3 separate regions of the Homo sapiens genome follow, and all the other regions are linked to region 3. A link is a contact called in ENCODE Hi-C or POLR2A ChIA-PET data. All regions are on one chromosome and are shown on one strand. The core of a region is the stretch at or near the end of the contact, and the rest is flanking DNA. Distances in the headings are between cores, read along the strand shown.

Region 1 (2,700 bases), core at 78-2,577, 4.3 Mb after region 3:
GATGGCTGGCATTGTGGGCGTCGGGAGGGAATGCGAACCAACATTTACTCTACTTCTCTCCCAGCCAGGCATGTTCACATACCTTGATCTTAGTCAACTGGCCTAAGTTAACTTGTTCCCAACATGACAAAACCCGATGGCATTCTAAAAGCAAAGCAAAGCAAAGCAAGGGCAGTCGATGAGTTGTGTTAACTTAGTTTTCTATCTCATGTTAACCTCCAAGGAACTCAAAACAACTCCACAGCGAATTCAATATTAAAATAGCTCTGGGACCCCAAGATTTATTTCACAGCTTAAAGCAAGGTCACTATCAAGTCCTCGGCAAAGCTCAAAATACAATAGAAAACTCCCAAATCAAGCCCCAGCTTATTTAAATGCTTAGAAAAAAAAAATAGCCAGGTGCCGTGGCTCATGCCCGTAATCCCATGGGAGGAGTCCAGACGGGAGGATTCCTTGAAGACAGGAGTTCGATACCAGCCCGGGTTACGAAGCGAGATCCCATCTCTACAAAAAGTTAACACACACACACACACACATTCACCACCTTAGCCTGGCTTAGTGGCGGGCGCCCGTGTTACAAAGGGAGATCCCATCTCTACAAAAAGTTAACACACATACACACCCTACCTTAGCCTGGCGTAGTGGCGGGAGCCTGTAGTCCTCGCTACTTTGGAGACACACACACACACACACACCCGTAGTCCTCGCTACTTTGGAGACACACACACACACACACACACACACACCTTAGCCAGGCGTGGTGGCGCGCGCCTGTAGTACCGGCTACTTTGGAGGCTGAGGCGGGAGAATCGCTTCAGCCTAGGAGTTCGAGGCTGCAGTGAGCCGAGATTGCGCCACTGCCCTCCAGCCTGGGCGACAGAGCGAAATCATACCTCTAAAAAAATAAATTAGAAAAATAAAAAGACAAAAAGAGCCAGCCCGGTTTCGGAGAGGCAGGTGCAGCCTCAGCGCCCTGGGCCTGCGTCCCCGACCGGGCCCTGGCTGCGCTCCCGCCCGCTGCGGGCCCCGGGGACGCACCTCGCATCCCGCGCTGGGCCCCGTTCCGTCCAGCCCGGGGGAGTGGAGGAGGCAGAGGCCGGGTGGGGAAGGGCCTCCAGAAACCGAGCTCCCGACGACGTCTCCCGCGACCCCAGTGCCCGAGAGAGGAGCGGCCCCCGGGAGCGATCCCACAACCGCGCGGGGCTGCGCCGCCCCGAACCTCCCCGCGGCCGCCGATCTGCTTCCAGGGCAGAGGGAAGGGGCGGTGACGGGGCGGGGCGGGGGCTGCGGCGAGGGCGGGCGCCGCTGGCGAGGGAGGGCCGCCAGCATCCTCCCTGGCCGCGCCGCACCGCGCCGCGAGGAGTCCGGGGGCTGCGCCCACGCCCGCTGCCCGCCCGCTCGTCGGCTAGTCCCGCCGTCCGGCGCGGACACGCGTGCCCCCGGCTTGAACCGGAACCTCTTGCCGAGGCGGCCGCCGTCGCCGCAGCCGCCGGGGAAGCGGACACCAACTGGGGAAGCGCGGGGGGGAGGCGGCCTGCGCGGCGCCGCCCGCCATGGCCGCGGCGGGGTGAGGTAGGCGCGGCGGCCGCAGTCGCGCGGACCCGAGCGCTCCTCCGCCGCGGATAGGCCGGCCGAGGGGGAGCCGGGGCCGTCGCCCGCTCGTCGCCGCCGCCGCCGCCGCCGCCCATGGCGAGGCCCCGCCGCCGCCGCCGCTGCTGACCCGGCGGCCGGCCGCCGTTCCGCCCCCTCCCGTGGCGGCGAGCGGGCGGGCCTCCCCACACGCCCCCGCCGCCCGCGCCCCGCGTCCACCCGCGCCCCGCTCCCGGGGACTGGGAGAACAGGATAGCAGCAGGAGTCGGGGGGCCGCCGAAGATGGGGAACACTACCTCGTGCTGCGTGTCGTCCAGTCCCAAGCTCCGGAGGAATGCCCACTCCCGGCTGGAGTCCTACCGGCCAGACACGGACCTGAGCCGCGAGGACACGGGCTGCAACCTGCAGCACATCAGCGACCGGGAGAACATAGACGGTGAGTGCGGCCCGCCGAGCCCCCTACCCGCCCCCGCGGCAACAGTCGCACAGCCAACGTCGGGGCGGCCCGGCTGCTCTTGCTTGCCCAGCCGGTCTCGGCGACCCGTGCATAACCGGGGCTTCGCCCGCGCAGCCTAGGCGCCCGGGGCCCCGCAGCCTCTGGGCGTACCCCTCGCTGGTTACCCCCAAGTGAGCGGCCGCGGAAACTTTGCAGGCCCGCGGCATCGAGCACGGCGGGCCTAGGGCGGGTGTGTGCGCGTGGGTCGCGAGGTGACAGGAGCCGGCCCTCGTCCTTAATGGAGCGGCCAGAGCTGGGTGGGGGCGGCCCGGGAGCTCGGGGTTCCCGGCACTACCTGAATGCAGCCCGAAGCCAAGTTGTGCACGCGTTTGTCCTATAAAAGCGAAGTGAGTGGATTCCCATTTTGGAATCCCGGTGTCTCCAACCTCGAGTTGGAGAACCATGTTGAGTCAGTTCCCCGGAACCTTACAAATGGACTCCACTTCCCCCGTTCCCATTCTACCGTTTTTTTTAAAAAATGATTTTTTTGAGTGGCGGTTCCAGGATTAGTCAAATAGCTTCTCCCGAGAATGCTCTTTAAAAGATTGTCAGACACCTTTGGGTTAAGTCTCAGTTTTTGCATGGGCCCGAATTGCAGTCCTATGAATTTCTGA
Region 2 (2,700 bases), core at 48-2,547, 4.2 Mb before region 3:
ACAAAGTCCCAAGAGTTTTCTAATTTACAATAACAGATATTTTTACGTTGTAGTTCAGAGGCTACCTCTGTTCGTTTCTGTATTTGGATTCACATACTATACATTTACTTAGCTTGTTAAGAGAGAAACCTCAGAAAATAAGCAACCGGCGATGACACCAGTCTATTTTAAGTTACTTATGAAGCCTACAGCTCAAGAACTTTTGGGAGAAGGGAGGGTAAGCCGTTTTTCCAAGGAGTTAAGAACAATTCGTGTTTGATAATTAATGATAGCAGCCCTAACAACCTCTTAGAATACATTATGGTGGGGCGGAAGTGAAAACGATGAGAGGGGGAAAAAAATAAAAAAAACCCGACTTGAAAATGGACAAGCAGACAGATTTACAAACCTTCAATTAAAGGAATTTTAAGATGAACTTCTCTCAAACGCCCTCCCTCACTCCCCACACCCGCTTCCTCCTCTCCTCCGGGAGGTCGGTGTAATGTGACTCATGACAAATTTTTTTTAAATAAATAAATAAATAAAAGACACACCCTCTGGGGGCTGAAACTGACATAATCGCCCCCACCCCACCCTCCGCCGACACACAACACACACCCCGCTGGTCCTCTCCCTTCTGCGGCTTCAGCCTCGTCCCTGCCCTCTCCTCTCCCCTCTCCCGTCCTGGACCTCCTCTCCCGGCGCAGAGAGGCGGCGCGGCGGCAGCTCGGGGGTATTCCGGGACTCCAGCCCTGCGGACTGGAGGCTACCTGGGGGGCGCGCGACCCCGGTGGCCGGGCCCTGGGGGAAGCGGACGCGAGGGGGGCGCCGGGCTGCGGCAGCGGCGGGCTCCCGGCTCCCTCGCCCATTTTCTCTCTCCCCTTCTATCGGTTTCCACCACCACAGCCACTTCCTGTATCGCAGCCCGACTCCCTCAGCCCGGCCACTCGCTCTGTCCCCGGTTGGGGCTGGGGTTGGGGCTGCGGTAGGGGCTCGGGTTGGTGGCAGCCGCTGAGGTCAGGGCAGTTCCCCACCCCGCCCAGTGGGCTGGTCACTCCGGCGGGTCCTCGACCCGGCCAGCGCCCGCCGGCCGCCAGAGCGCCTCACCTGTATGTAGTTGTTTTCACAGTAGTCTGCCACCCGAGTCAGGTTCTGGTAACTCTCGATCAGCGCCCTCTTGCCAGACGGGATCTCCTCCTCTAGTAACATCTGCAGCTCTGCCATTTTCCACCCCTCTGCATCGCTTCCTCTCGCGTTAAAGAGACAGAGGCAGCAAGGTCCGCCGAGGCTCCGAGCACCTCACAGCCCGGATACAAACCGCCTACCCGCCCTCCCGCCTGGTATTGTGGGACGGCACCTCCTCCCCTTCCTCCTCACTCTCTCCAGCCCCCCTCCACCCCCTTCGTGCAGCCGCCTGAACCTCGTTCTCTCGCGAGCGTTTATTTCTCCCACCCCCACGGACCGCGGGATTTTTTTTTTCTTTCGCACTGTCTTCTGGGAATTGTAGTCTCTCCTAGGCTAGGCGGCCCGTCCAAAGCGCATGCGCCCAGACACCTCCGAAAACCAACGCGGCAGAGCGCAGAAAGCGGAGACCGAGGGTGGAGGGAGGGGGCGGTGTTGGGGGGAAGTCCGGAGTTTCCTCACAGCTCCGGAAGGTGGCGCCACAGGGTGATACTGGGGGAATGAAATCGGTTCCCCAAGTTTCATGTGAAACTTGGCAGAACTTGGTTAATTAGGAAATGTCAGTGAATCAAGGACACCCATTCAGAGAAGGATTAAAAAGGGGACAGAGTACGGAAAACTAGATTTTTACTTCCTCTGCCTTCTTAGAAATAAAGCGAGTCAGGCTTTACTTTCTGAAGTTCCGCCCCCATCAATTCATTTAAAATTTAGCAAACATTTCTTGATTGCCAGCTGTTTACCAAGCAGCGTACTAGACACTGGGGGTACAAGTTGAGTACGAATACTCCGTACCCTTAAAGACTCAATTATAAAATAAACATACATAGCTTGTAGTGCTTTCCTGTCCTAATTTCTCTTTTCTCTGACTCTCCTTATCATGTAATCTTCCTACACTTTTAAGGTCATGTGCACGTTTTTTTAGGGGTGGGAGTTGTTTGCTTGTTTGAGACAGGATCTCACTGTTACCCAGCCTGGAGTACAGGGGCACAATCATGGGTCTCTGCAGCCTAGACCTCCTAAAGTCAAGCGATCCTCCTGCCTCAGCCTCCAGAGTAACTGGGACTACAAGCGTCGGTCACTACACCTGGCTGAGCTTTTTAATTTTTTATAGCGACAGGGATCAAATTATGTTGCCCTCGCTCGTCTCGAACCCCTGGCCTCAAGCAATCCTTCTGCCTCAACCTCCCAAACTGCTAGGATTACAATCATGAGCCACCCACCCTGATCCTTCGTTTTTTGCTCCTGGATTTTTGTTTTGTTTTGTTTTTATCACCTGCTTTGGAATAGTCTCAAAAGGCCCTATATTTCAAGCTCTTCACTTCAACAGGAACATTAAATGCTTCGGATATAATCAGCTATGAAAAGTGTTGTCCAAAGACTTTGGACATATGTTCATGTATCTCCATAAAGTCATTTAGAATCAAAATAACTAGGAGTAAAAACATCACTCAACCAAATTAAAAATTGCCAGCACCAGGTATTTATTGAATATTGCCTTTACTGGGGCCTTATTCAGGGCCCCAGGGAACCAGTTTCCCT
Region 3 (2,700 bases), core at 166-2,665:
TAATAACAATAGCACACTTAGCCTTTCATTTGCACTCTCGTGATCTCATTTGATCCTGGAAAAACCAACAAACAGATAAACCATCGGCTCTCATTTTAGATAAGAAAAACAAAGTTCCAAGTTTGCGTGACTTGTCCTTGGACACGAAGCTAGTTAACGAATAGAACAAAAATTAGAAGCCCTGCTTTCTGATTCAAAGGCTCTTCCTACCTGGATGAAAAGATATCACACTCCTGAAATGAATTTACAGAAATGTGAACTCTCGAGCTCCTGTATAAATACACCCTGAAGTGTGCACAGTATTCTTCCCTTCAAAGTTCCTGAAGACTACTAGTCCCGGAGTTTGAGAGGCATTATAGTCTAGTAATAACTAATCGATAATGTAGTACCCCTTGACCAAAATATTCAAGCAGTCAGATACGATGATTGGATATTCCAAATCGATACAGCAATCCTTAAAACTCAGTGAGTCTGTGTTGTCTATAATGTGCTAGTTCCAGCACACTGAAAGCTTCCTCTGCAAAACCCAGACAACGGGGGCATTGTAATTGCCAAGAGTACCGTGCTAACGATACCTGTTATTTCTTGGGATCCCCATTCTATCAAGTTTAGTGACAACAGTTCGATCACCCAACAGGCTCCAGTGTGGTATAGAATCAGATGGAGGGAAGGTTGTCGGGGGGAGGCAAAACAGTGAAAAAGTTCCCCTTCTACAAGATTCCTGGTCAAATAGCCAGTGGCTACCACATTCCTCAGAATAACCAAGTGTCTGTGTATAAGCTTTCTCCTAGCAAATTTACACACTTGTGTTATCTCACGTGTTCCTAGTGCTGTGGGAACAACCATTAGGGAGGCCAGAGGCTGCTGTACCTCCCTTTTACACAAAAAAGAAAACTGAGGCAGCAACTGGTTATCTTATAAATGTGTCCACGATGACTTGGTCACTTGTGGGATCCCAACGGCCAGGACATAGGATTCCTATTCTCTGAGAGGAAGCTTCCATCCCCTACTTAACATGTCAAACTCCAAGGCTGAGAGGGGGAAGAAAAGGAATCTAAGTCCCTTTATCACGGAAGAAAAAAAGGGACTCTCCATTTGGACTTTCCGCCCCTTCTAAGGCCTCGCTCCCAGGCTCGGAGACGCGCCCCGCCCCAGGGGAAAAGGTGCTGGCCCGGCCCCACGGGGCGCGGCCTCGCCTCCCGCACCCCAGGTCCCTACCGCCCAGCAGGGCGCGCTGCCACTCTGAGCAGACACCTGTCCCTTCGCCACAATCGGCGACTCCCCAAGGAACTGACGCCCCCAGAGCCACCACCACCGCCGGGACTGCCAGCTGCCAGCGGGCCCCGCAAGCCCTAGGAGCTGCAGGAATCCTCGTAAACTTACAGTTTTCCTACAGCGTGCGCGTCACAGCGGGGTGACGTCACGGGCCCAGCAGTCGGGGAGGTCAAGCCACGGGGCGCGGGCCGCTGGGCCCCCAGGCTCCGCCCTCGCCCCGCCCCGGCGCCGCGGCGGGAGACACGCCCCCGAGCTCCACGCCCTCGAGCTCCACGCACCTCCCCGTAGCAGACACCCCGCGCAGGCGCAGACGGCCTCTGCGCCCGCATGCCTGTGGGCTTCGCCGACCGGGGCGCCTGCGGCGGCGACTGCTCTACCAAAGCCTCACTCAAAGCCTGAAGTCGGGGTTAGAGGAGGAGGAGGGGCCGACAAAAGGGGACGGAGACCTTCAGAAATACTGTAAACAAGCTGTCGCCCTGGGGGCTGGAGTAAGACGCCTGGGTTGTGAGGTAGTTTTTCCACAGACATTGCCCGCCTTCCTCACGTGTTCGTTAAAAGTTCTCCACGTGTGGAAACAGCCATTTGCTCTCCATCAGGTGCTGGCGGGTCCTCAGCCCTGAAAAGACAGCTCTCCCAGGGTCCCTCGCTCCTCCCCGGCTCGACGCGGCTCCCGCTAGACTCCGCCCAGACCCCGAGCAGTCCCCGCCCATCTCTTGACTATGCCCCTCCCACGCCCACTTAGGCCTTGCCCCTGGGTCCCGCCCTTCCGGCTCCCGCCCCTGGCTCCCGGCTCCCGCGGGCCCCCACCTGCCCTTCTTGCCCTGGCGCCGCCTCCAGCCCAGCCCGTTTCTTGCAGATTTTAGCTTCTCCCTTGCCTGCCGCCTTTCCCGTTTCGGCTCGGTGAAGCTACCTATGGGTTGCTGTTCATTTAACAAACGGTGATCCGGATAAACATGTTCACTTCTTCGCCTGGGCAAACTTTCCAGCCCCCGACCCACTCATGTCACGATACCTTCCCGTGTCCAAGTCCGGCTCTCTGCTCCCCACTTTTTTTTTTTTTTTTTTTTGAGACAGAGTGTTTCTCTGTCTCCCAGGCTGGAGTGCAGTGGCGCGATCTCAACTCACAGTACCCCCTGCCTCCCGGGTTCAAACGATTTTCTTGCCTCAGCCTCCTGAGTAGCTGGGATTACAGGCGCGCGCCACCACAGCCGGCTAATTTTTATGTTTTAGTAGAGACAGGGTTTCACCATGTTGGCCAGGATGGTCTCCATCTCTTGACCTCGTGATCCGCCCGCCTCGGCCTCTCAAGGTGCTGGGATTACAGGTGTGAGCCGCCGCGCCCGGCCTCTTTGCTCTTTTATACTCTCAGAAGCAATGAGTTCTGGTTAAAAAAAAGGGCTCGATAGACGGAAAAAATGAAGGCTT

What was found. Hi-C counts contacts between places; a loop is a spot of excess contacts on that map. ChIA-PET counts read pairs that join two places held with the same protein, here RNA polymerase II (POLR2A). Pooled maps may share reads with other maps.
Region 1: a loop to region 3 is called in a map of naive thymus-derived CD4-positive, alpha-beta T cell, with 19 times the contacts of the local background. The contact joins the promoter of CCNY here to the promoter of ZNF438 in region 3. A Hi-C loop is called at or near these places in 2 of 168 maps with a recorded cell type or tissue (naive thymus-derived CD4-positive, alpha-beta T cell and sciatic nerve) and 5 of 50 pooled maps.
Region 2: a map of CD8-positive, alpha-beta T cell shows a loop between it and region 3 (13-fold over the local background). The contact joins the promoter of ABI1 here to the promoter of ZNF438 in region 3. A Hi-C loop is called at or near these places in 1 of 168 maps with a recorded cell type or tissue (CD8-positive, alpha-beta T cell) and 7 of 50 pooled maps. POLR2A ChIA-PET finds 5 or more read pairs at or near these places in 1 of 52 experiments (RWPE1).

Annotation. Positions count from the first base shown.
Region 1 is chr10:35,335,182-35,337,881 of GRCh38, forward strand. It overlaps CCNY (cyclin Y), which reads left to right and starts at 1,328. Exons shown (of 10, transcript NM_145012.6): 1 at 1,328-2,026. The coding sequence starts at 1,873. CCNY-AS1 (CCNY antisense RNA 1) reads right to left here and starts at 1,243. Exons shown (of 4, transcript NR_186477.1): 1 at 1,039-1,243; 2 at 747-895. RefSeq lists a silencer at 954-1,693.
Region 2 is chr10:26,859,661-26,862,360 of GRCh38, forward strand. ABI1 (abl interactor 1) reads right to left here and starts at 1,298. Exons shown (of 11, transcript NM_001012750.3): 1 at 1,087-1,298. The coding sequence starts at 1,203. RefSeq lists silencers at 671-820, 931-1,020 and an enhancer at 1,341-1,540.
Region 3 is chr10:31,030,450-31,033,149 of GRCh38, forward strand. ZNF438 (zinc finger protein 438) reads right to left here and starts at 1,416. Exons shown (of 7, transcript NM_001143768.2): 1 at 1,384-1,416. It overlaps LOC105376481 (a long non-coding RNA gene), which reads left to right and starts at 2,059. Exons shown (of 3, transcript XR_001747410.3): 1 at 2,059-2,700. RefSeq lists a silencer at 1,078-1,637.